Linked DNA regions of Homo sapiens: regions 1 and 3 are each linked to region 2. The links are chromatin loops, found by intact Hi-C in ENCODE. Cell type or tissue: ovary. All regions are shown on one strand. Links, peaks and the distances in the headings refer to the core of each region. The heading gives the core; the rest is flanking DNA.

Region 1 (8,352 bases), core at 109-5,108, 150 kb before region 2:
ACAGTCAACAACAAAATATTCTTGTAGTTCACTTTTTTTTTTTTAAGACAAAGTGTTGCTTTTGTTGCCCAGGCTGGAGTGCAATGGCGTGATCTTGGCACACTGCAACCTCCACCTCTCCAGTTCAAGTGATTCTCCTTCCTCAGCATCCCAAGTAGCTGGTAATACAGGCATCCGCCACCACACCCAGCTAATTTTTTGTGTTTTTAGTAGAGATGGGGTTTCATCATGTTGACCAGGCTGGTCTCGAACTCCTGACCTCATGTGATCCACCCGCCTCAGCCTCCCAAAGTGCTGGGATTATAGGCATGAGACACTGTGCCCAGCCTGTAGTTCACTTCTAACATAAAAATTAACTTTTAAAATGGAAGGAAATGAATCCAAGCCTGTGATAAAAGCTGGAAAGGAAGCAAGCTACCACGTGTTCAAACGCTTACCAGGTGCCACGCACAGTCAGCGATCATCTTATTTAATGATCATAACAAGCATTTCAAGATAGGTAGTGCCATCCCCATTTACAGATGTGGAAACTGAATTAGAAGATTTATTATAACACGCTAGGACAAAGTTGAAATTAGAACCCAACTTCAATTTCCATTATGTAAAATTGTCATCACATGAAAAGATAGAAATACGTCGGTACATACACGCACTTGCAATTTCCTTAGAAGAATCCCAATTTTAAACCATGACAGACACAGGTATTGTGGACAGAATGTAAAGAGGTATGAGATGAATAATCGGGTTAATAAGCTTTATTAGAGGCTCTGCTTTAAGTCTGATATAAAATGTTTACTTATATTCTACTTCAGGTGATTATCATTTCCTGAAAATAAAATCATGCCACTAATAGTATTGTGATCATGCAAAGTGTATATTTTTAACAACATATTCCAGCCTCAGCTGCATTGCCATGGAGACGCCTGCATAAAACAATCACATCTGGAGATATTTATTTTGTAAAGCTAAATCTGAACAAGTGCCTCCAAGACAGTAAGCTGTTCTCAATTTTATATTTTGGAAATGGGGACAGCTGACAACAGTCCAAAAAAACTCCAGAGATGATAGGTCTGTGTTTTTCTCTGACTCACATTTTAGGCAATTTTCAGCCTACACTCTCATAACCTCCTAACATTTTAAATCAATCCATGTGCACAGATTTGCTTCATAATCTGGGTTTTGGTGACCACTCAGAGGCATCCAAAGAGATGAGGCCAAAATCTGTAACCTGTGCTCCAGGAGGTTCTTCCAAAATGGACAAATACCAGTACTGAGAGACCTCACCAGAGGTACCTAACTCAGCCAGTACTACCATGTGTCTAATCCCCAGGTGAGGGTCACCTGCTCCCTACCTGGCTCCTGCGAATTGCTGACTGCATGTCTCTATTGTCAGGCTTATCACGTTTCTCGTTGTTTACTTCTGTGTCTCCCCGGTACACCCTGAGTGCTTTGGAGGCAGCCTCACATACAGCTCACACCAGGCTCCCGTAGCATTGAGCCTGATGTGAGCTGTACTTCATCTAAGACGACACCAATTGTAAAACCCATACTAAGAAATCAAGAAGGGTACTAATTAAACAATGACACATTATCAATTGTTAGATCTATCCCAATTCCAGAGTTGTTAAAACATCAATAAATGCACATCTTAGAATTGATGAAATCAGTACCCAATTATGGTTGTATTCTTGGTGCTGTTACTGGTGTTACCCATCTAAGCAACCTTAAGTAACAACTGTAGATGGAAATCCAGTGGCACCGCGCACCTCAACCACAGTGCATTCGTGCACAACAGCACTGTGGGACAAAGCTCCAAACAGGGAACTCGGCAATGATTACCTGACTGCTCCAGATCACAGAGTAGCCAGGGAAGAGCCGGGGACTCTGGGGAGTGCGCTGGCATCTGGCACCTGACACCTGGAGCCGTCCAGACCAGCTATTCCATCACCAGGTCATCTCCAAGTCCCTGGAGTTTCGGGGCAGCCTCTTTGCTGGGATTATGCCACTGCCCACAACCTGTTTGCGTTTGAGCCAAGTTTGGAAACACATCTCTGTTCTTTAAACTCTGCAGTGTTTCATCCCCCTCCTACAGATACCAAAAGGAAAACCCACCAGGCTAAGTCTCATGTATCTGCAGAGTCCATTTAGGAAATGTCCAGCAGTCATCTGGGCTTAGCTGGCAGAAACTCAACACCAGCCTGAAGTAGTGTGGATTTTCGACTTGTGAGTCAATTGCTGCTTTCTGGGAAAGAGCAGATTAAGCAGGGATTTAAGGGATTGAAGCTGAAAATGGCTATTTGGTGATCTGGAGTTTTCTGAAAGGTTGATAAAATCTCAGAAGCTTTATCTTTCTGCAATTTGAGGGAGGTTATAAAAATGAATTTCCTGGAACTGGGCCCTTAAGCCATCCGTGAATGCTTCCATTGCCTGGGACTGCAGATAAGAGGCTGCAAGGCTGTGACTGTGGACCCTCGGGTCAAGACGCTTCTTGTGCTTTTGGTACAGAAACACCCCCAGCCGGTGCCGGTGACAGGCGGGTGGGTAGTTTTACCCTGGGGACCACTTCAGGTACTAAGGAACACTGGGGAAAATCAGAGATGAGACAGGACTGACCCCCGACCCCGGCCTTCCCCCACCACCTTACGCTTTTTCATAAGCAAGTAATTTTTTTTAATCCTGGACCAAAAACATGCATGGCTTTATGTGTGTAGGGAATTTGATTATCAATTCTAAAAAATTGATCATTCCAAAAATATCTAAATTAGGGTTAGCTTTTCAGAACAAAAGATGTCTAAGATCATGATTTTTGTGTCACATTCTGGGTGGCCTAGCATTTTATGTAAATGGTTTTGTTAAAAAAAAAAAACAAAAAAGCTAGCCTTTAGAATGACAAGAATGACAAACAAATATCCTAAGATGTATGTTTACTTTGTTAAATAAAATCTATTTTAAAATATCACTATTCTGGTCCTTTCTGTCATATAAGGGCCCGTGCTGGGTTTCACCCTGGCATATGAAGGTATTTTAGCTGCAGTTCAATGGTTCACTGCTAAAAAGAAAAAAAAAATACAAAGGATGACCTGAGTACCCCCTTCACTCAGGTGTAATGTATAAGCTTCAAATGGTGAATTAAAATAAAAGTCAGGTAATGCAAGTCTTAATTCACTGTTGTAAATTACTGTGTTTAAAAGGGGTACATAAATAATGCAGGTTACCCAGGTTCACAATTTCATTGGTGACCTGACATGTGAAAAGCTATGTCACCATTTCATCATTTCCTGAGGAAATACACCTTGCATCTGGACTCCCAGAAAAATCTAAAGCTATATGCAGACTGGTGGACTCCACCGGCTCCCTGCTGGCTGCATATCTGAGGGCCTTTATGAGGGCTCTGCATTCTCCCGGTGTCTGGATGACCCTACAGATAAGCTCCCATACCATCTGTTTCAGATTCTAGAATGGGAAGAACTGGTACATTCTGTGCGGTACTCATCCTCTTCCTGGTTTTCCCCTCATTGGTGTTCTAGGGTCAATGAGTTCCAAGTTCCTGGAGCAATGCCTGTGTTGTGCTCCTGTGAGGCACACACTTAACCCGAGTGGTCATGAGGATGAAAGTGGGTCACGAAGGCAGTCTCCACTTGGAAGACGGGGAATATGGCTGGGAGTTCTCAAAGGAAAGAAAGGCGGGGGTCTCGGTCTCTCTTATAAAAGCAGACCAGCCATGGACAACAGCAACACAGGTACCCCAGACCAATGTGGAAAAAGAGGACCCTAGAAAGCTCTTGGGGTTGGGGGTGAATTTATTATTTATACTCCTAAAACTGTAGACAAACTTAATGAAAACCAAGTCAGTTTTGAAAGTCCTTTTAGCCTCTTCCCCATAGACCATGTGGCCTACAGAGTATAATAAGTTGTCTCCAAATGGAAGCCAAACTGACTTAACTGTGTTTGAAACAGAAAAGAAAATAATAATAATAGTCCCCAGTGGACTCTGTCAGACACACACACGCACACATAACTTCAATAGCAGAGATCAGCTTTAAACGAAAACAAAAAATACAATATGAAAGGAATGCAAAAGGTACTACAAAGTAATCCCTAAACCAAATATCTTTTATATTCTCTAAAAGTCTCTTAAACTTTTCAGGATATGTTAAAATAATTAATACTGTGAAACTTTTCTTTCATGCTCCAATTAAGATATTCAGAGATCCACCATCAGTATTCACGTTATAAAGTATATTAAGTTCTTAAAATACACAAAGATTTTACAATACACAGTACGAGTGCCAAAGAAGAAAGGGGAGGAAGAGAAGTCAATGGTTTTAATAAGAAATAAAGCCTATTTCTGGTTTTCTCGCATCTACAGACCAAGAGGGCGCTCTTCTCAAGATTACAGTGAATTCCATTCCAGAGGATGCAAAAAGAGGAAAGCTCACTCATTCTGTTTACAGAATGCCTTTTTAACTGAACCGAAGAATACCAGCTGCTATGCTACTCGTGTGTGTGTGTGTGTGTGTGTGTGTGTGTGTGTGTGTGTGTGTGGCAGAGAGAGAGGGAGGGAGGGAGGGAGGGGAGAAGGGTGCAGTGTTATACAGTTTAACTGGGACATGTCTTCTGATGAAGGCATATTTGGAATGAGTTAAACAGGATGAGGTCCTCAATTTTCTGATTTTTTTTCCTGCTTTTGATGGAAGATAGACCTTTAACATCGCAGCTTTCACAATTTTTATGTGTTTCACATCCCACCAAATAGGGACATGTGGAGATCTGCCAAGTCTAAACAGCTTATCTTTCAAATTCTTTCTCGCATTCCCTATGCTGTGCAAAAATGTCAAAATACTTTCCTGGTGATACTGCCGTCGAGGGCTCTTCCTGGTTGCAGCACTTCCTCGGGGAGTCTTTTAAATAATTCCCTACCCAACTAAATAAGCGTATGGAGGCAAGAGACTGTATCTTAGGGCTACTTGGGCAGAATTAAGAGTACGCAGCAAGCGCGGGCCCCACACGCTCCCGGCGGGATTGCGAGCGGGACATTCCCAACCCTCTGGAAGGCGCTCAGCCGCCTCCGCTGTAGCTGGGCCCTGGCCCCTGGCCCCGGCTCCTTCCCCCAAATTCCACTCCCAGGGATAAGCCCCACGGCCACACGGCAGGGGCGCACTGGTACGTTGCTCCAACTGAGGCAAGTTGGACAAAACCCCATTGACCTTCATCACGTCCTGCTGGGGTCTCGCTCTGTGGCGCAGGCTGGAGTGCACTGGCGCGACGTCGGCTCACCGCAACCTCTGCCATCTGGATTCAAGCGATTCTCCTGCCTCAGCCTCCCGAGTGGCTGGGACTACAGGCACGGGCCACCACGCCAGGATAATTTTTTTGTATTTTTAGTAGAGATGGGATTTCGCCATGTTGGCCAGGCTGGTTCGAACTCCTGGCCTCAAGTGATCCACACGCCTCAGCCTCCCAAAACGCTGGGATTACAGGTGTGAGCCACCGCACCCGGCCTCAATTCTATTATTTTAAATTCCACTTCATTCACACACACAAAATGCTGGTGTGGTGAATAAAAGATAACCACACACAGATGCAGCAGGCACTCACACTTTTTTCGGATAGCGAAACCTCAAAGACTGCACGTGGAGAATGGACTTTCTAGCTTCTGTCCTGTTTGCCGCTGTGCTGCTTGTGTCACGCTTGTTTTAACCGCGGTGGCTGTGAGGCTCTGCAAAATGGCTCTCCCCAGCTCCATGGACCCCCAGGGCCCAAGAATGCCCTAAAAAAGAATCTTAAAACTTCTCCAGAGAGAGCACACTCTGTATGATCCCATCATATGAAATTCAAGAACGGAGGCATCTGTCTATGGGGAAAAGAAGTCAGAATTGTGATGACCTTCTGCGGGGGTGTGGCAAAGGTAGGGACAAGGGAGGTTTCTGGGGTGCAGGAAACATTCTTTGCTTGTTGCGGGCGGTGACTACACGGGTGTATACGTCGGTAAAAACTCATCGAGCTGTGCACTTGTGATGTTTGCACTTTGTTGTATTTCAATAAAATTCGAGAAAAAGGGACGTGCTTAAGCCTGTTCACAGCAGCACTATCCACAATCGCCCCAGCTGGAAACAGTTCAAGGGACTGAGAAACGATGGGGTATATTCACGGAAGGGAGTCCCCGGCCACACCAGGGCAGGCCAGCTACAGCACCCGCAGCAAGCTGAAGCAGGCACAAAAGAAGACAAACTGGGTGACTCCATTCCTGTAAAAGTCAAAGCCGAACAAGATGACGTTGGATCCTGGTTACTCGTGAGGGCTACTGACTAGAAGAGGACTCCAGGGACTTCGTGCCTTCTGGTAATGTTCTGGTCCGTAGTCTGGGTTCACTGCTATGTTCACTTTGGGGAAAATGCACTGAGCTGTACCCTTCGCCTTTGATATGTTTCTGTAAGTTGATAAACTTCAATAAAATTAGCTCCCCAAAAAAGTGTCCATGGCATTTAAAAATTACTTAAAAAACAGTAAAATATAGGCCAAATGTTGTAGTACAAATAATGATTTCTTAAAAGCTTACATTTGCATAACATTTTTCAACTTCCAAAAATATACTTAGTATTGTGGTTTTAAAGGTAAAATTAACTTCTCTCCCTTATTCTCACAGAACTCAAAATCATTGTGCTTTCATCTGCATTTGTTTTATTATCATCATCATTTGTTTTGACTAATGTAAGATAGATGTGATCCCAAAGATGTGAAAATAATTATTCATCATTAACTCCCCTGAAAGGACAACTTAGGTAAATAAAATAATATTTCTGTTCCATTTAATAATGGAAGACATAGAAACAAAACAGTCCCTACTACTGTTTAGAGTTACACAATATTTCTGCCCTAATTTGAAAACAACAAGAGTTGATACATTCTTGGCAAAAAAAAAAAAAAGCACAAAAAATGTGAGAAACAGTGAATTTCTAATATGTAACATGTCTCTCTCTGTGCTGTAGTATGACTAAGATTTGTACATGTGAGGTACATGCTCTATTCTGCTTCTCAATTAGAGACTGAGTTTGCAGGGCAGAAAGGCTCCCAAGAAACCACACGCCTTGAGGAAATGAGGGTGTTTTCTTGGCTTCTCTTAGGAACAACATGTGACTAAAGTTCTGGTCTCATTTTCCCTGTCATATAATTTTGTTGACTCATGTTTCACTTCTTTTCTTCCCTTTTTCCCACTAAACGGGGGTGGACATTAAATGTTCCTGCTTGGGGAATAGGATGGCCTGGAGGGAATGACCATGAAGACCGGCACTTCACCTCCAGGTCATTGGTCTTTGTCCAGCTGCAAGCAGATGTGAGTATGATTAGTTGCCATGGGTCAGTGGTTCCTTGGATGGCTGTGTGTGAAATGAGTTGGTGGGCTTCGTGTGTGTCTGCTGGGACCCATGGGTGGAAACACTGTTGGGAGGCATGACCTGGGGCGAGCCTTCCCGTGCTTGTGAGTCACTGGCCTGACGCACTAGCACAGTGGGGCAAGGCCAGTGCGTCCCCAGCATCCGGGTCCCACGGAGCCCCTCCCAAACCAAGTGTCAGCTCCAGGCAAATATGTAGACTTGAGAGACATTTCGTTCTCTCAATGAAACTCAAACTCCCTAATTCCAGAGAAGGAATCTCCCACCCATAGAGTTGTCACTCTTAGCTACTCTTCCCGGTTCCCCGGATTCTTTTCCCACCAGCCCTGCTCCCATCCTTTGTAACTTTCATCTTTAACCCCTTCATTCCACCAGTGCCTATTTTACAGGCACCCTTTGAAGAACAGCAAATTTTACCCAGACAGGCACGAAAAAAGACGTTGGACTATTTCTTCCAGCTTTGGAGAACTGTGCGGCTCCCGGCTGTGCTGAAGGGCAGGGAGTTCTCCCAGCTATTCCCGGTTTTCATCTTCCATGGCCTACTCCTTCCACACCCTGGTGCCACCCTGGCCTGCACCGGCCATGTGGGCTTCTGCCTTCACTTTCAACATCTGACTCCCAAGCCCAGCCCACGCAAGACAGCCCCAAGGCCCCATGCCCAAGACTAGGGTGAGTGGGTGGGGCAGGGGAAGCACCAGCAGGCCTGTGCCAGGCACTCCTTCACAGCTCCTGGCAGTGCCCAGTCATACTTATCTTTTTCTTAACAGGTGGTGAGATTCACTTCCCATCTACTGCACGCCTGCATGGGCCAGGCACCCCCCAGTGCTAAGAATACAGAGCTGAGTGTGTGAGCAAGCTGGATAAGGAAAGGTGAAATTACAATAAAACGTGGGCTGCAAGGGAGGTGAGCAGAGACTCACGGGCATGCCAGAGGGGGACTCGGGGACCCCCAAGGTAGGGC
Region 2 (8,352 bases), core at 1,388-6,387:
CAACAGTATGGAGGTTGGCTTCAAATCCCTTCTGGCAGTGTAAATTCATGAGAAATGCTGAATACAGTTCATCTCATGTGCTTTTCTTTTGTAAGGTAAAATTGAGCTCTTTCTTTTCTCTAACAAGCTCATTTTAAAGGCTATTTAAGGGAAACATAAAATTAAAATATAAAACTGAACCTTTCGCTGGCTCAATTTCTTAATGCTAAATTGCTCTCCCATCCAAGAATAATTTCAAAAGTTTGGAATTTATAAATGGCAATACTTGGATGTGGAAATTATGTTAGGACTCCTATTTTTATGAATACAATCCAGTATAATGTAAGGCTATATAAAATGAAATATTTCTGTTGAAATGTATTTCAATTCTTTGTCTGAGTAGTGAGGATTTTATTATTGGATTTTAGTTACTCAAGTTTCAGCTATATTTAGTGCTGAAATTCTAGGCCATTTTAAGAGAATCCCACTATAAAGAGGGAAAAAAAAAAAAGGCCAGGCCCGGTGGCTCACACCTGTAATCCCACCATTTTTGGAGGCCAAGGTGGATGGATCACTTGAGGTCAGGAGTTCGAGACCAACCTGGCCAACATGGTGAAACCCCAACTCTACTAAAAATATAAAAAATAGACGGGCGTGGTGGCACACACCTATAATCCCGGCTACTCAGGAGGCGGAAGCAAGAGAATCACTTGAATCTGGGAGGCAGAGGTTACAGGGAGCCGAGATCGCACCACTGCACTCCAGCCTGGGCAAGGGAGTGAGATGCTGTCAAAAAAAAAATTCTTTTTTACATGACTCAGATACAATGAGGGTCAAAGTATCTTTGCCCAAAACATTACTGTAGGACTCATAGTAAAAACCTTCCAGCAGAATGAGGTGTTGGCCATACCCCCTGCCACTATATGATGACTTTCTCCACCATATCTGTGTGCTGAAGAGTCAGATGGGACAGTAGAAGCATGAGAGAAAATCCATGCTGGAACCACCTGTGCTTGACTTTGTAAAAAATTTTTCTCACAGGTCTTTAGGTTAAGGATCTTTTAACTCCCTTGATAATTTGGCAAATAGGTATTTTATAATCGTAAAACAAGAGAAAACATTGATGTAGTGCTTACTTTCTGCCAGACACTGTTTTGCTCTGTGTGTGCGTGTGTGTGTCTGTGTGTAATTAACTCACTTATTACTATTTTCCCCCTTTAACATGAGGAGCAGAGAGGCTCAGTAGTTTGCCACTTGTCCACTGTTTCTAACCTGGTTAGGCTGGTCAGCATTTGAACATGGAGGATAGGACAGTCACATGACATTCGCACAAGTAGAGAGAGGAACGTTGACTTCTGAGTCACAGGTCTTCTCCTGGTAGCGCCATCATACCTTGGGGATGTTTCACAGCCACAAATCCAAACATGCGTCCCAGACTGCATGACCCGTACCCCAGTTGTGTTGACCTATGTTCATTTCCTAACTCGTGCAATTACACAAGGATGGTCTTGGTGCACACGACCTCTCGGTCCATTTTCTGGCCAATATTCAGTTCCTTGTTCTCGCCTTGCCATTTGCCACGCTTCAGTCAGTCTTGTTTCCCACACTGCTGCTGGAGAGGTGGGCTCCTCCGCGGGTGGGCCGATGAATTACTTGCCTTTGCCTTTGCTAGAGTGAGATGCATTCCATCATGTAATACATCAAAACATACACCAGAGTTCTGGCCCATCTGGTGCTCTTTGCTCAGATCCCCTGGCCACTCCCTAATTTTCTCCACTCCCACAACTTGCTGACATAGATTTGATTTTCAATTCAGAACAAATTCAAAACAAGTAAAAAAGATCTGATGGAATTAGCAGACACATGTCAAATTATCCACAGCTTCTTGCTGGAGACACATGGAAAGATAGGGTGCAGCACGTCTCCGGGGACCCAGAGCTGGAGAACTCCTAGCAGCCTCCATTTTCTACAAAGCCACGGGTCCTCCACAGGGTTGGCCCTAGTGCCCAGAGGTCAACAGTGGAGACCTGTCTCCTCCTGGGAGGACTGGATCTCATATCAATGCGTAAGATGATAATTAGGTATTGCCAGCATTCCCCTTACAAATCCTTCAGGCAGGGCAACTTTGGAGCACAGTGGTTGTGTCTTAGGAGGTCCAGCAAAGCCAGTTCCCTTCAACATTAGAACAAGTCACTCTTCCTTCTACGGAGCACTGCCTGGGAAGTGACTGCCACTGCCATGTTGTGTGACAGAGGACAGTCTTTAAAGGGGTTTCATTCATTGTGGACAGATACTATATGAAGGCACATAAGGGATTTCCTGATGGGGAGGATGGCAGGGGAGGTGTCCCACGATCTCAGTGCTTGTTCATCCTGTCTGTGTCTCTCTCTCCACTCCCTGCCCCACTCCTCATGTTGCAAAGTTAAATGAGAACGTGACACATTTTTCCTGTGATTTTCATTTTACATTTTTAGATGTGGTCATTATATTCAACTGGATATAACATTTTGTTTCTAATTGAAAACTTTTTCCCCAAAAGTTTTTGTGCTTTTGAAGCAAATGCGAAAGTCCATTTCTGGCAGGGCGCAGTGGCTCATGCCTGTAATCCCAACACTTTAGGAGGCCGAGGAGGGCGGGTAACTTGAGGTCAGGAGTTCGAGACCAGCCTGGCCAATATGACGAAACTCCGTCTCTGCTAAAAATATAAAAATTAGCCAGGTTTGGTGGCGCATGCCTGTAATCCCAGCTACTCGGAAGTTTGAGGCACAAGAATTGCTTGAACTCAGGAGGCGGAGGTTGCAGTGAGCCAAGATCGCGCCACAGCACTTTAGTCTGGGCAACGGAGCAAGATTCTGTCTCAAAATAAAAGTCCATTTCTAATTCCATTTGAGGGATATGGAATAAAGTACATAAAAAGTAACGAGTCAAAAGAAAGAAAAGGTTTTAGTGAAAATGAATGTACTCTTCTCCCCCTTCTATTGTTTGTAATAGACTTAATCTTTAAAGCAGTTCTGGATTTACAAAAACAAAAAAATTATTCAGAGTGTACCCATATCCCCTCCCGCTACCTCTCACCCCTAGTTCCTCCGATTATTAACATCTTGTATTAGCGTGCTGCATTTGTTACAACTGATACCAGTGTTGGCCTTCCATTATTCTTTTAAATGTGAATCTGACTCTGGGGATTTGTGTGACTGAATCTCGCAGATTGAGAACGATTTTTAACAACCAGCCATGCTTGTAAAAACATGTGGAAGTTTCTCTGACTCTGAAATAAGAGGGACAAGATGGTTCCCATGCAGGCTTGCGTTGGAAATGGGGGAGCGTGCACAGTCTAACTCCATGCCCCGTGTTTTTCTTGAGTAGCCCTCTGGGTTGAATCACCCTGGACTTCAGCTGAGGCAGGGGGATTGTTTTATGCTCAAGAAAGCTCCAGGAGTGGTAGAATCTGGCCATCAAGATGTTCTGTGAAATGGGGCTCTTGTCTTTTCTGGAGAACATGCCTTCTTGGCCCTTTGATCATGAGACATCTCACCACGCCCTCCTTTAACATTGCTAATGATGGGGACTGACCACCCCGTCATTAAACCCCATGGCAGTCTAAGATTAAGCCATTCAGAATCTTACTAGAAATGACTAAGCGGACCGTTTTTTCTTGTGAGGAGAGAATTAAAGGCGTTTCCAATCCCTAATGATAAAACCAGCATCAAATTGTAGAGAATTGCAATTTCTTTCTTACAAACAGCAAATTTTTGTCTCCTTTCATTTTTTAAACTGTTGAACGTGTCAGATGGTATGCATAGAGAGATTTCAGAGGTCTAGTCAATGTGCAAATGTTTTGTGGTTTTATTTTGAGTTTGAAGTCAGAGCACTGAATTCCACAAGGCTTGAGCCTCACTCTCCCTCCTGAGCACCCAGGCTTCACGGACATGACTAATAGGAGTTTATTCACAGCCTGCTACCATCCTTGGTCATAACGTTGCTCAAGGCCCGAGCAGGCCTGCCAAGACCACAGTGTAGCCCTGTTAATATCACATGACCGTCGGAGAGTTTTTGGAAAACCTCCTCTGGCCGACTGTTTATCCGCCCCCATTGATATTTGTCTGAAGATAAGTTATACAGTCTGTTTACTTACAAATGCGTCAGAACAGTCTTGGACTTCTGCACGGAGGTTCTGCCAAATACAAGTCTAACAGGGAAGTGGTTTGGGCAGCCCCGGAACCGAAGAACCCCTCAGAGCATCACAAGCCATCACTCTGGGTCCCTGTCATTTAAATAGGGATTCAGGCTTCAGGTTGTCAGTATTTATAGGCTTGATTGGAGGGAAGTAAGCCGTATGAGCACTTTTTAAATGAATTTTTATTTCTCATTTCCACTTAGTGATGGATGCACATTTTTCCACTAATAAACATTTGAACTTTTTTCAGTTTTTAAGAACATCGTAGGTGGCATATTTCACAATCTTGGCAAGGCAGACGTTTTTGGAGTAAATCGAAACTGGAGGCCAGAAGTACTGGCTCTGAACTGAACTACCACTTGCAAATCGATGTAGCAGAAGGAATAATGGATCATGTGGACCACGCAGAAAGCGATCTGAGACGGGCGTGTCAGCCGCATGTGGATGAATAGTCCTTTGTGGGCAGGAAGGAGAGGGAGTGGGTGGGTATGAGGGCAGGAGAAAGAATCAGCTCTGTGTTTGGGGGCTGTGAGAGGACACTCAGAAGAAGGCTTTTACACCATATTTTATATTCACAAGTTTATTTATGTTATTTTGAGTCCAACAGAAAGAGTCACAAACGTTAAACTTTAGCAACCCCCTAATGATTGGAAAAGATGGGCAAATCCTTGCTTTAAGAGCAGCTGTATCGTATGGAGAAGAAGTCATCTCTGCTGGGAAAACTCGCGAACAGATGCAGGCTAAAGCGAAAGATCAACTCTCCACACCATTACATTTTGAAGGGCTTTGAAGTTATTTTTAGAAAAACTCAAAAATCTAAATCAAAAATCAGATTTTTTCTTTTTTTTTTTCCTACTGCTTCCTTTTCCTTTTTCTTCTTCTCTTGTCCCTTCTCCTTTTTGGTTGTTTCTATTGCTATTTTTACATGTTCCTTTAGGTGGGGGGAAGATAAGGTGTGAAATGTATTCAAGTGCAACTTTTTCAAAATAATAAAATACATGTTTATTATGAGGAAAACTCAACTGCCTATAGAAATGACAACGGTAAATGTAAATAAGCAAAAGATCAGAGATATAAGTGTATAGCCATCACTTCCTTTAGCAATCAAATAATGAGCTGGGCGCAGTGGCTCACACTTGTAATTCCAACACTTTGGGAGGCCAAGGTGGGTGGATCAGTTGAGGTCGGGAGTTCAAGACCAGCCCGGTCAACATGGTGAAACCCCGACTCTACTAAAAACACAAATGGTGTTTTTAGTGTTTTGTTTTTAGTTTAGTGGTTTTAGATTTTAGTGGTGGCAAATGCCTATAATCACAGCTACTTGGGAGGCTGAAGCAGGAGAATCGCTTGAACCCAGGAGGTGGAGGTTGCAGTGAGCCGAGACCGTGTCACTGCCCTCCAGTCTAGGTGACAGAGTGAGACTCTGTCAAAAAAGAAAGAAAGAAAAAGAAAGAAAGAAAGGGAAAGAAAGGAAGAAAGAATCAAATAACAAAAAGCACAGTCAGCATTATAAGATATCAGACATACCCAGCCCAGAGGCAGGGTGGAGTTGGAGATCATCTAGTCCATCAACCAAATCAATTTAGGTTGATTTTTTTTTAACAATTTTTTTTTTTAGCCAAGTCAAAAAAAGTATTTTTAGCCTTACTTATATATAACTGTATCTTTTTTGGCTCACTTAGACCATTTTATCAAAGGAGATCAACCACAAATTCCTGCCGGTTTTTAGTTGTAAGAAGCTTTTTTTATTGGCAGGAAAACTGGGAGAATGTGTAAGTTGTTAAGCAGCCAGGCCACTCTGTGCCCAGTATTCTGGTAACTATTGTGAAGGATGTTTAAGAAGCAGGTCAAAGGAATGAAAGGGCATTGGGGAGAAAGGTGAAGAAAATTTATTGAACACCTATCACATTTTTCCCTCACTAGCTACTTAACTCACACATCCGCACAGGAGCCCAAGGTTAAACCACTTGTCTAGATCACCAAGGAGAGCAAAGATAAAATCTTGTTCCTCCCGTAAGCCCTCAGAGCCTGTGATGTCAGACACCTTGTTGAGAGATAACATTCACAAAACAACCAGAGAACCTTGATGGCCATCATATATTAGTGACATATTCATGCTGGCATGTGGGGCATAAGTGAGCTCCCGTATTGACTTGGTCTGAGAATGAAGAAGTCTAGCTTTACCCATAATGGGCTTTAAAGCAGCTCTTTGAGTTTGGTTGGCCCCAGACCTAAAGTCTTGCATCTCTGAACCACTTTACCTATTTTCTTTCCCACAGAGGACAAAAATAAATGTGTGGAACTGAGCCTAGGTCCTGTGAAACCTTTTATTCTCCAGATGCATAGCATTCCCTTGGTGACACAATCCAGTTTTGTGAAATATATGAAAATATTGGAACTTTTCAAAAATTGTCTAAATTTGGGGGGATGTGCCATGAGAATGTTTAAAATGCAAATTCCCACACAGTTCATCTAATTGATTTTAATCTGATTATGCCTGCCCTGCAGGATCTTCCTGGCAGGAATATGATAGGCCACCTGCTTCTTTTAGGGGAAAACATTCTGTTTTGAGGGTAAGAGAAGATTTGAGTGAGGTTTGCTTTGGTCATGGCTTCTGAAGCTTGATAATTGCAGAAGTTCCATCTGTAAGATGCTCGATTAAAATTCTAGATGAATTGAGTAATCTCCACAAGGCCAAGAGAATCTAATGTTCTTGAATTTGTTCCATATTCACGATAGATCTAGTAACCATGTGTAGTAATCAGACAAATTCTCCAAAACATACAGCCAGCTGGATTCCTGAACTTTAACAAAGTTTTTATGCTGACTGCTTCTGCAACCTCACTAACTAGCCAGCCTAGATAGGAAACTCCCTTCTTAATTCATTCATAAAGTACCTTTTGATATATAGACCCAATCTCTAATAAACCTTTTGGAGATCAATTTGCATATGTGATAAAAGTGAAAAAGTTGGTCTTCAGATACCTACTACAGAAAAAAAAGTGAAAAAGTTCTTAAGCAGATGAGAAATTTAAATAAGATTTTAAGTATTTTCTGAACATTAATTCACCTCTTGACTTTTGAAACTTTGGTCAGACGGAAATGTTCATTCCTTCTCCCTGAAAGAGTTGATGGTTAGATTTCATAACACAGAAGCTAGTAAAGCAAATGCAGTAAGAAAAGTAGCCTCCCATAGGTATTCAAACACGTATTCAAAATTAAGACAGCAGAAAGTCTAAATGTTTAAAATATGCTTCATTAACTTCTGATTCCTTGAATCTATCCCCATTTATTAATGTTTATATAGAGAACCAAAAAAACAGAAAAATTACTATGATGACTATTAATTACATCATTTTCCAAAAGGGGGAAAAATATTGTAATCAATGAAACCTGAATATACTTTTATAATTGATAAGATTAAAAAAGTTGTAATTCCACTTCAGTAACTAAAAGAGTTATTCAGAAGATAAAGCATTTATAATGATGGACCTAGATTTCTGCTTCCTATAGAGATTTCCTGCCCACGTACACATATTCTGGTTACACAGGAAGGCTCATGAGTTGACTACTTTGGCCAGCCTTCTATTTTGTAAGTATTGGCAGAGAGATACTTAAGAAAAAAAATGATTTCATAAGTAAACTTATAATTAAGAGAATGAAGAAGAAGATGTAGCTCTTGGGGCTTCCATTGCCTCCTAACAGAAAACATCTGCTGGACTTCCGGAATTTTCCTAAGACCTTGAGAACACACCCACGCATTTCCAACTTTTTTCCTAACCAGTGAGTTGGCTTCAGCAGTTTTCAGTTTTATAGCTGACTGTCCCATCCAAACAGTTGTTCAGCTTTGCCCTTTATCATAAATTCATTCCCATTTGTTTATTGCATAGTATTGGTTACCTTCTGTTAATTGGGAGGTGGGGAGGAGGACCAGAGAACAAGCTCATAGGTACAAACCTTGTCAAAACTAAAACCTGTTTTGTAGATGAGGATTGGTTCCTTGTATTGTTAGCATTGCCTTTGCTCAAGAGAATCAATCCAACTCATTTTAGTACCATCTGTATCTTTCAAAATGAAGAAGAGTAGTTAAAACAATATGAAGTATGGCATGTGTCAAACTCCACAAAGGTGTTTTCCATATAAACTTGAGAAAACCTAATTAAGTGGGTTTTGAAGAGACAATGGAGCTCTGTTTA
Region 3 (8,352 bases), core at 1,837-6,836, 50 kb before region 2:
AATTAGCCTTATCGACAGAGGTTAGCGTCCAAAACTTGGTCTAACCTAGTCCAGGGAACATGCAATCTTTGCAACTTCATACTGCAGTGACTGTGTGTGTGGTCTCTGATTGTCCATCGAACACAAGAATTAAAATCCCAACAACCTAGTGAGGGGCAGAGAGGAGTGGGATTGAAAATCCACTGTTGAAATATCCAGGTAGATAATCCACTCCCAAATAACGGAGTGCTGCCTGCGCCTGTCCGTACCCAGTGGGTGCTCTCCTCTGCTGGCCCCAGGAGTAGGCGTCTGCTGTGACTTAGAGCAGATTTTATGCACAGACCTTCTTCCAGGCAGAGAAAAAACTACCGAGTGTGAGTTCACAGCAAAGGCATCCTCGATCCCTGCTGATGTGGGAAGGCATAGGTACACGCCGTCTGAAAGCTGCCAGGCGTGATTCACTTGGCAGCGTACCTCCAGGAGAAAGGGCGGGGCAGAAATTCAGAAATTCTAACCCAGAAGCCAGGCCAGCAGGTAGGTAAAGTGGCTGTCGCATGGGTGTGGTGTTGTCCATGGCCCCAAAGCCCCTGGGACTTTGATGGTCAAGTTTGCAAAGATAAAGCTGCAGGCACCTGAGGCTGAGCCTGCCCGGGCAGCGCAGCGCTGCTGTGTGCCAATGCAAACGGGGACCTTCCTTGCCTAGACCAGTCTTCACCAACCAGAACAGAAATCTTATTGTATTCTGAAAAAGGATTCCTGGATCTCTTTCATTCCATGCTTTTCAGATTTTTTTCTCCCAAATTTAGCACAGAGGGCAGGTTTTGAACAGAACTCTTAAACTGAAGGTACTTCTCTGGAATAAATAGCTTCAAGAGATGGACCCACTTTGTTTATTACCAACAGGGCTAAATATTTACCTTAGACCTATATGCCAATACTAACCACATACACATTTTCATTCATTGCCAAAGAATACCAAGAACTGGCATGCCGTATAAATAATTAAAATTTAGTGTAGATAATGTGTGAGGTAATGCTTATATTAGATGATGTCTCGGTGAACTCTCTCCCTAACGAAACAGAAGAAAAACAACATAGCTCATAAATATGTAAGGGTATTTATTCTAAATGTAACATGTGAAACTCTTCACTGCATGTGTACCTATGAGTCTGAAAACTCACTTCTAACTATGATTACATTGATGGCCTCTTGAACAAGAGTTAAAAGCTCCTTGTAACTTGTTCTTCTCAACACGGAGACAGAACAAAATCCCTCAGGCTATTAAAAGGATGACATGACAAATAGCCTTCATAAAAGATGGTCTTTTATGCAGCCAATTTTCTTATTAGTTATTTGACGACAACATTGAGGTTTAAATGAGTAGCCAATGAGAGAATATTGAAGTAGGCTGTTTGTTACAGCACATCTCCTCTAACTCATACTTGCTGATAGGTAATTGGAACAGAAGAGAATGATGTCAGTATGAGATGGAAGTCATGTTAGTTCATGCGTGACATTTTTCCCAGCATGGTGTTTGTACCACTGAGTAACAGGATAGCTGAGGGTAAGTAGAAGAATACACATCAGCACAGCAAACTGTCAAGGAATGGAACTCTATACGAGACCCCAGGGCCGCAGTATTCTCTCTCTTGCCTCGCTCAGGCCACATACTCTCCTTAGAAATGCTTTCTCCACAGCTCTTCCCAATCTTTGGTCATCCTGTCCTTGCTCTCTGCAGTGTAGCAGTCTCAGCACTTCCTTACACCCCCTTCTATGAAACTATGCCATCACTTTTCTTCAAGATAAACTGTTTTATTTACTGCAATATTTCTTTACTTGAGAAGTTAACATGTCCATTAAACTGTGCTATTATTTGTATTAGGATTGCTACCAATTTTATTAAGGCCCTAGTTACAAAGTTGCATCGGTATTGAGTGGTCTGCCCCAGCTCTGTTTTTCCCATGGACCTCGGTGGTTTGCTGTGTGGTTTTGCAGAGTGTGAGAATTTTTCAGAAACAGTCATATACTGTGTTACAGCAGAAAAGCCTGTTCTTAAAAAGAATGAGTGGGGACTAGATGTGAATCAATGTGATTTGACTTTCTTCTTCCCAAGGTGAGTGGCTGGTGTGTTTGAGTTGGTCTTGACTACACTGACAAGGAAGGTGAGGGTATGGAGGACATTCCAAGCTGAAGGAACAGTGTGTACAAACGCAAGTTCTTTGCGAGGATGGAACTTCAGAGGTGTTCATACTCAATGCATTGAAAATCCTCACATTCCCTCAGCATGTAAAATAAGTGATTAAGCATTCCGCTGTAGTTGAAAGAAAAAGAGACTTTGAAAGTGGAGGGAACAGTGGATGCAGGGGAGCAGAACCCCAGTCGGCGGGTCTCAGGAGAAGCGAAGCCTGCTGTTCCTGGGAAGCAGTGGGGTGCAGGAATCAGAGGACAGCAGATGCTGGCTTCACACCCTCACCTTCCCTATGGGTACAGTCGAGGCCTCCTCAAACACACCAGCCACTCACCTGGGAAAGAAGAAAGTCAGACTCACATTGATGCACATCTCGTCCTCACCCGTTCTTTTTAACCTGATATGGGCTCTCAACTAAAGGGTTAATACCAGAAGCACCCACCTAGCTAAGTACCGACCTAGACAGCCATTAGTGATTTACAAAAACATGAAGGGTGGCCATCTATATTAGGGGTGGAGAAGGACAGGGGGCAAGGGAAGGTGGTTTCTGGCAATTGGTCCACTGACACACCCCCAGCTGCTGTGTGGGACAGAAGTCACGTGAGTCAGATAGCAACACCCAGGCTCTCATCTTGTTCCATCTCATCTGTGCCTGGGCATGTGTACCTGTGCACAGGGGGACCACCTTCTGCAAGGTAGCTGGGGTGCGTGTTAGTTCTCAGAATAGTGCCAGCTGTGTGTCCACTTCATGATGACATCAAGAAGATGGGCTTTGGGATCCTGCCCACACCCAGCTCCGGGGCGCTGCTGATGTATCTGGGCAACCCCAGCCAGGATCCTGGGCTGCCTCTATCACCCTCACAACCTGGGGGCCAGGAGCCAGCAATGAAGGCCAGTGAGAGGTGAATTTGGAAATGAGGAGCTTTCCTGGGGTACTGAAGGAACAGTATCAAAATACTTGAAAAGAAAGAGAACTCTTTCTTGTTTGAGGCTTTTGGGGCGTTGTTTCCTGCGTAACTCAAAGCCTTGGGAATCCCAGACAGAAAGTCATTTAAGATTAACTTTTGAAATCAAGTGAGTAAGACCTGATTCAAAGGAGAATTTAGCCATGGGTTAATAAATATATCTAAATTGCAATGAAAATCTTCAGCGGTCTTAGCCGTTGATCCCGTGGTCACCATAGACAATATAAGGAGCAGTGTCTATGGCAGGAGTGATGGAACAGATTTCAGGAAGTAACTTTGAGTGAGAGAAGCAGGGGCCCCAGAACTCTAGTGACCAAGACATTCGAAGACAGGCAAGGAAACCTTCAAATGCAGGCAACTCATATTTCGACGGGGCACCCTCCAGTGCTCCGAGATGGAAATTGCCTGCATTTCAGTGCCCTGTTCTGTGGCTCCAGTGCTCTGCTGTATGCCCACTGTGAAGGCTGCTTGTCACCTGTGCTGCCCAGCTCAACCCGGCCCCTTTGGTCGCTGTCCTGCCTGCCTGACGGCTGACGACGGCCCCACACCCATGTCTACACCCTGGGTGTTTGCTGTGTAGGTTCCAGGCTTCTAGACCAGATGACTCAAGATGAGGCACATGTGAGTCTCCACCCAGCACCTAATAAAACCACCCAACAAATGAGGGCTCAGCTCCTCCCGGGGTGAAGGCCAGGGTGCTCTGTTGACTAAGGGGAGGCCATGAAAGAACGGGGAAGACTGGCTCTGGACAGAGCCTCATCCCCTGCGCTTATCGTGGCTCACTGCCAAGTGCGAACACCTGGGTCCACGCCTCCGCATGCCGGGCCCGTGTGCACACCTGCCTTCCTCGCTGGTGAGAGGGCGCATCTCAGCCTGCTTTTCGCCTCTAGAAAGGCACTGAGTGTGAACTGTGAAGAAGTGGCCAGGGCAGAGGATGTGTGTCAGGAAATGCCAAGCCCCCTTTCCTCACTCAGCCAGATGGCCTACCTGTCCTCACCTGAAACCAGGCCCACCCATGCTCTGAGATCATCTCTAGCCCAGGACAAGGCATTTCCAAGGCAGCGTTGGCTTAGACTATGTTGGCTGGGCTTCACCTCTCATTCATGTGTCAGGAGCTCTAGGCCGGGGAGCCAGGCATTGGAGACCCTTTAGCTGGGAAGGCTCGGGGGGCTGAGTTACATCACCAAACCCTCACAGCAGCCCTGTGCAAGGGTGCCATCATCCTCCCTTTGTGCAGAAGATGCTGTGGCTTCAAAGGACCAGTCACTTCTCTGCCTGAACTCTTGCCCTTTGCTACATCATTCATGTTCCCAGTTGGCCCCTCACACCTGCTCTTCAGCATCCTGGGTTCTCAGCAGTTCCTACCTGGGGCCCTGCCTGCCATCCCTCCACTGTCATTCAGCCTGCTTTAAATGTCTCAGGATGACTAATGTCACTGGGATGTGTTCTGGCCCTGGCCTTTGGCCCACCACACACTGCATGCCCTGGCAGTCAAATTCCTGAATTTTTTCTGGAGCCAGTCCTGCCCGTCAGGACCCAAGCTCCAGCACTAAAGTACGGCTGTCAGAGGTGGCCCTGCCAATAGCACACTGTGTGTGGAAAACACCCAGACATTGAGCTGCCTGAGGAGAAATGGAAGGTGGCCCACTTGGCCGGTCATTGCTCGTTAAAATGTAAAGGTGTGCAGATATGAAAACACGGGGCTTGTTGCCGATGACTCAGGGGAGGGCACCGAACGTCATGCCTCCTGGTTATGTCTTGCCGCCGTGTTGAACCAGGATGGGGAATGATCCCATTCCTCAGGTATTCGTCTGGGAGACCGTAAAGGATTGCTTCCAGACAGGAAGGACGTCTGTCTTCCTAAAGAGTGTCTAGCCCAACTCGTTGAACTACTGTCATTTCTTTCTGGTTCTCCTGTTCCAAATACACAGCCTGAGCTCCTCCCTCCTTCTCTGAGTCTCTCAGTTCCATGAGGACAGGCATCGACGCAGTCATAACTGCTGGCACTCACTGGCATTCCAGAAAAGCCCATGGGGCTTATTCATTGTACGTGGGGGAGCGCCCCTGTCCTTCAGGCATTTCACCATCTTGAGCTGGTGACTAGTTCAAGACCATTCTGTAGAGTGAACACATTTATTTAGGATGCCCTTGAAGTACTGTTAAACAAAGGAAGCTGAATTGGCTGGCTTTGCTGCCCGGCATATAGAAGAAGGATTTGTGCTGGGTGGTACAACTGTGACCTGCACTTCCTCTTCCATATACCTTGCCCTGCTAATACCATGTTGGAATTATTTCCTTAATTTCTAAAGCTGCATGTGCGGAAATGGCTTATATTTCCTGTTTTGATAAACTAATAGAACTTTACTGAGAACCTTGTTCCCGAGTTGGCTTTCTTCTCTTTTGGCCTCTTTTTTGATTAAAATAGTAATTCTAAAAGTCCAGCTTGACTGGACTTGTGTCAAAGACAAAGAATTGTATAGATTTTTTTTTTTTGCCTTGAAAAGATAACTTTTTAGCTTTCAAAAGGATGATAACTTTTTAACAATAGGTAATGTTGATCTTGTTTGTCACTTGGCGTAGGTTTTTCAGTATTCCTCTGTGGAGGGAATTTGGGTTAGATGCTAGGCACAATCCAATCGTCAGCTATCTGTAAATTCCCTTCAGAGGATGGCTCTTGTTGGCTGGAGGTAAATTGGCTTAAAAAGACTTCCTTGGACAAGAAGTTTCTTGGAACATGTAGAGGACAAAATATTCTTTGTTTTGGGACAGATGAGTTTTGTTCTTGCGATTCATATAACTCGATTACTGCTCATTTTCTATGTGCAAGTTGAGAACAATGACCAGCATTTTTTTTCATTCGTCTACATGGCATCCACTTTAAATGATACTCATGTCTGAAGAGGGCTGGGTGCATTTCCATGGTTTGTTCCCTTGCTATATGTTGACAATTTGCAGTGGTAGTAGAGAAATAGTAGTCTCAAAGAGTTTAAATTGTTTATGTGTTTTGTTTCCTGGCATTCAGGTTGTCATTTAAACCTATTTTTTTAGTGTCCTAAATATAAGGACCAATCTGCCATGGAGAGAAGTGACATTGGGCAGTTTTCTCCACGTTTTGAGATGGGCGATTCCTCAGACATCTACCAAGGAGGACACCCTTTTCCCCGGTGGCAAAGGAGGGACTCTCCCTCTGCCTGGTGGCACAGGATCCTAGTGAAGGCAACACGATACTCTCTTCTCACTGTCATTGGGTCACTCACAGAAGAGCCAGGGCAGCAACCAGGAGGACCGGATGTCCTCTTAATCCTGCAGCTGCCACTCTTGATCTCTGCTCCAACTCCACTGTATCCCATTGATAAATGACAGAGTCTCTGCTGGCAGCCAGGCAGCTAGTGACTCCAAGCAAGAAATTCTGCATTTGATCCTGATAGGAGCCTGGTTCAAGAAACTAGAACCTGGTTTTCCTTAAAGGGTTCCATGACTTTTATTCTTCCAGAGGTAAAAGACTCACCAAGGAATCTAGATTGTGCATCTGGAGTGATTTGATGTCTATGGTAAATCTATCCATGCAAACAGATGGATTTTCATATCTTCTTTTTTTTTTTTATTGAGACACAGTCTCACTCCGTCACCCAGGCTGGAGTGCAGTAGCACAGTCGTGGCTCACTAAAACCTCCACTTCTCGGGTTGAAGTGATTCTTGTGTCTCAACCTCGTGAGTAGTTGGTATTACAAGCGTGAGCCACCATGTCCAGCTAATTTTTACATTCTTAGTAGAGACAGGGTTTCACCATGTTGGCCAGGCTGGTCTTGAACTCCTAACTTCAAGTGATCCACCGCCTAGGCCTCCCAAAGTGCTAGGCTTACAGGCGTGAGCCACCACACCCAGCCCAATTTCCACATCTTTCTAAATGTAATGATGCCAAGATTTAAATAAGACTCCAAGGAAAAGAATTTCCATATATGAAGTCAACCAAGAAATCCCTCACTCAAAGATTCCCGTTCTGCACCTGGAAAAAATGTCTGTTGCATTCCAATTGAGTAGAATGTAATCTAAGGTTTCTGGAAAACACATCTTATGCCTTTACATACACTGCCAACTGGCTCCTAAACATTTCCAATTCCTACAGTTTTGAATTGGCACAGCAATGCTGGCTACCAGTTTCAGAACAGGAAAAAGAAGAGCTCTAGAAGGATATTTTGAATTTTAAAAAAATTAAAAGAGAGAACTACAATTTTTTTTAGCACTTGGAGGGATTAGAGGCTCAGCCACTGAGTCCTTAGGGCTCAGAGCCGCCCCAGATGCAGCACAGGTCACAGAGGTCAAAGCAAGGTCCAAGGGCCATCACTTTTCTAGGACAGACATGCCAGGCACCCACTGAGTCATGGAACATGCTGAACCTGTAATAACTCCTACCTTCTGTTGCACCCAGGGTGATGGTTCAGTGGTTTCCAGCTTTCTCACTATCTCTAAACAAAGCCTGTTTTCACAATGCCCATCCGACCACCTAGTGTAGGGCTTTGCAAACCTCGGTGTGCTAACCTGGAAGTCATGCTAGAAAGCAGGTTCTGCTCCAAGAAAGGTGGGGTGGGGCCTGCATTCCTCACTAGCTCCAGGGTGATGCTGATGGGCCCTGTCCACACAGCACACTTGCCATGGCGGGGGCCAGCTGGGAGAGCAGCTGCCCTTCAGACAAGCACTCATGACCTCTTTGACTTTGTGTCTAAGTCCCTGCCTCTGATCAGTTTTCCTCTCTGTTTCCCTCTTATTCCCTCCCATTTTATTTGTGGTACAACTTCCAGGTAAATCTTCCTCAAACTCTCTGTCCAGTGTCTTCTTTGCTACCTGCTCTCTCTCTTGTTTCTTTCTTTCTTTATTTTTATTTTTTCTTTTTGAGATAGGGTCTTGCTCTGTTGCCCAGGCTGGAGTACAGTGGCGTAATCTCGGCTCACTGCAACCTCCACCTCCCGGGCTCAAGCCATCTTCCCACCCCAGCCCTCCAAGCAGCTGGGACCACAGGCGTGCACCACCACACCCAGCTATTCTTTTTGTTTGTTTGTTTGTTTGTTTGTTCGTTTGTTTTGTACAGACAGGGTTTTGCTTTGTTACCCAGGCTGGTCTTGAACCCCTGAGCTCAAGCGATCTGCCTGCCTGGGTCTCCCAAAGTGCTGGGATTACAGGCATGAGCCCCCGCACCCAGCCTTCTCTCCTGCTTCTTTGCT

The links. Peaks named below come from ENCODE experiments on the same cell type or tissue, not always from the same donor. Only the 100,000 strongest peaks of a DNase experiment are listed, where the experiment ranks them.
Region 1: it touches region 2 in a loop (4-fold over the local background); 5 of 110 quality-filtered maps call a loop at or near these places.
Region 3: a loop joins it to region 2, with 3 times the contacts of the local background. A loop is called at or near these places in 18 of 110 quality-filtered maps.

The regions. Positions count from the first base shown.
Region 1 is chr13:110,243,291-110,251,642 of GRCh38, forward strand. All of the region lies in intron 1 of COL4A1 (collagen type IV alpha 1 chain), which reads right to left. LOC124903212 (a long non-coding RNA gene) reads left to right here and starts at 7,152. Exons shown (of 3, transcript XR_007063872.1): 1 at 7,152-7,333; 2 at 8,159-8,295. In ovary, for the core only: a CTCF peak has its summit at 4,362; a DNase peak (open chromatin) is centred at 2,561; H3K27ac peaks cover 1,960 bases.
Region 2 is chr13:110,393,107-110,401,458 of GRCh38, forward strand. The region is part of intron 4 of COL4A2 (collagen type IV alpha 2 chain); the gene reads left to right. Among named protein-coding and RNA genes, the nearest start is that of MIR8073, 56 kb to the left of the region's middle. In ovary, for the core only: no CTCF peak of the experiment used is centred there; DNase peaks (open chromatin) are centred at 3,975 and 5,325; H3K4me3 peaks cover 607 bases; H3K27ac peaks cover 4,095 bases.
Region 3 is chr13:110,343,043-110,351,394 of GRCh38, forward strand. The region is part of intron 3 of COL4A2 (collagen type IV alpha 2 chain); the gene reads left to right. Among named protein-coding and RNA genes, the nearest start is that of MIR8073, 6.3 kb to the left of the region's middle. RefSeq lists enhancers at 1-110, 111-1,059, 4,008-4,866. In ovary, for the core only: no CTCF peak of the experiment used is centred there; no DNase peak of the experiment used is centred there.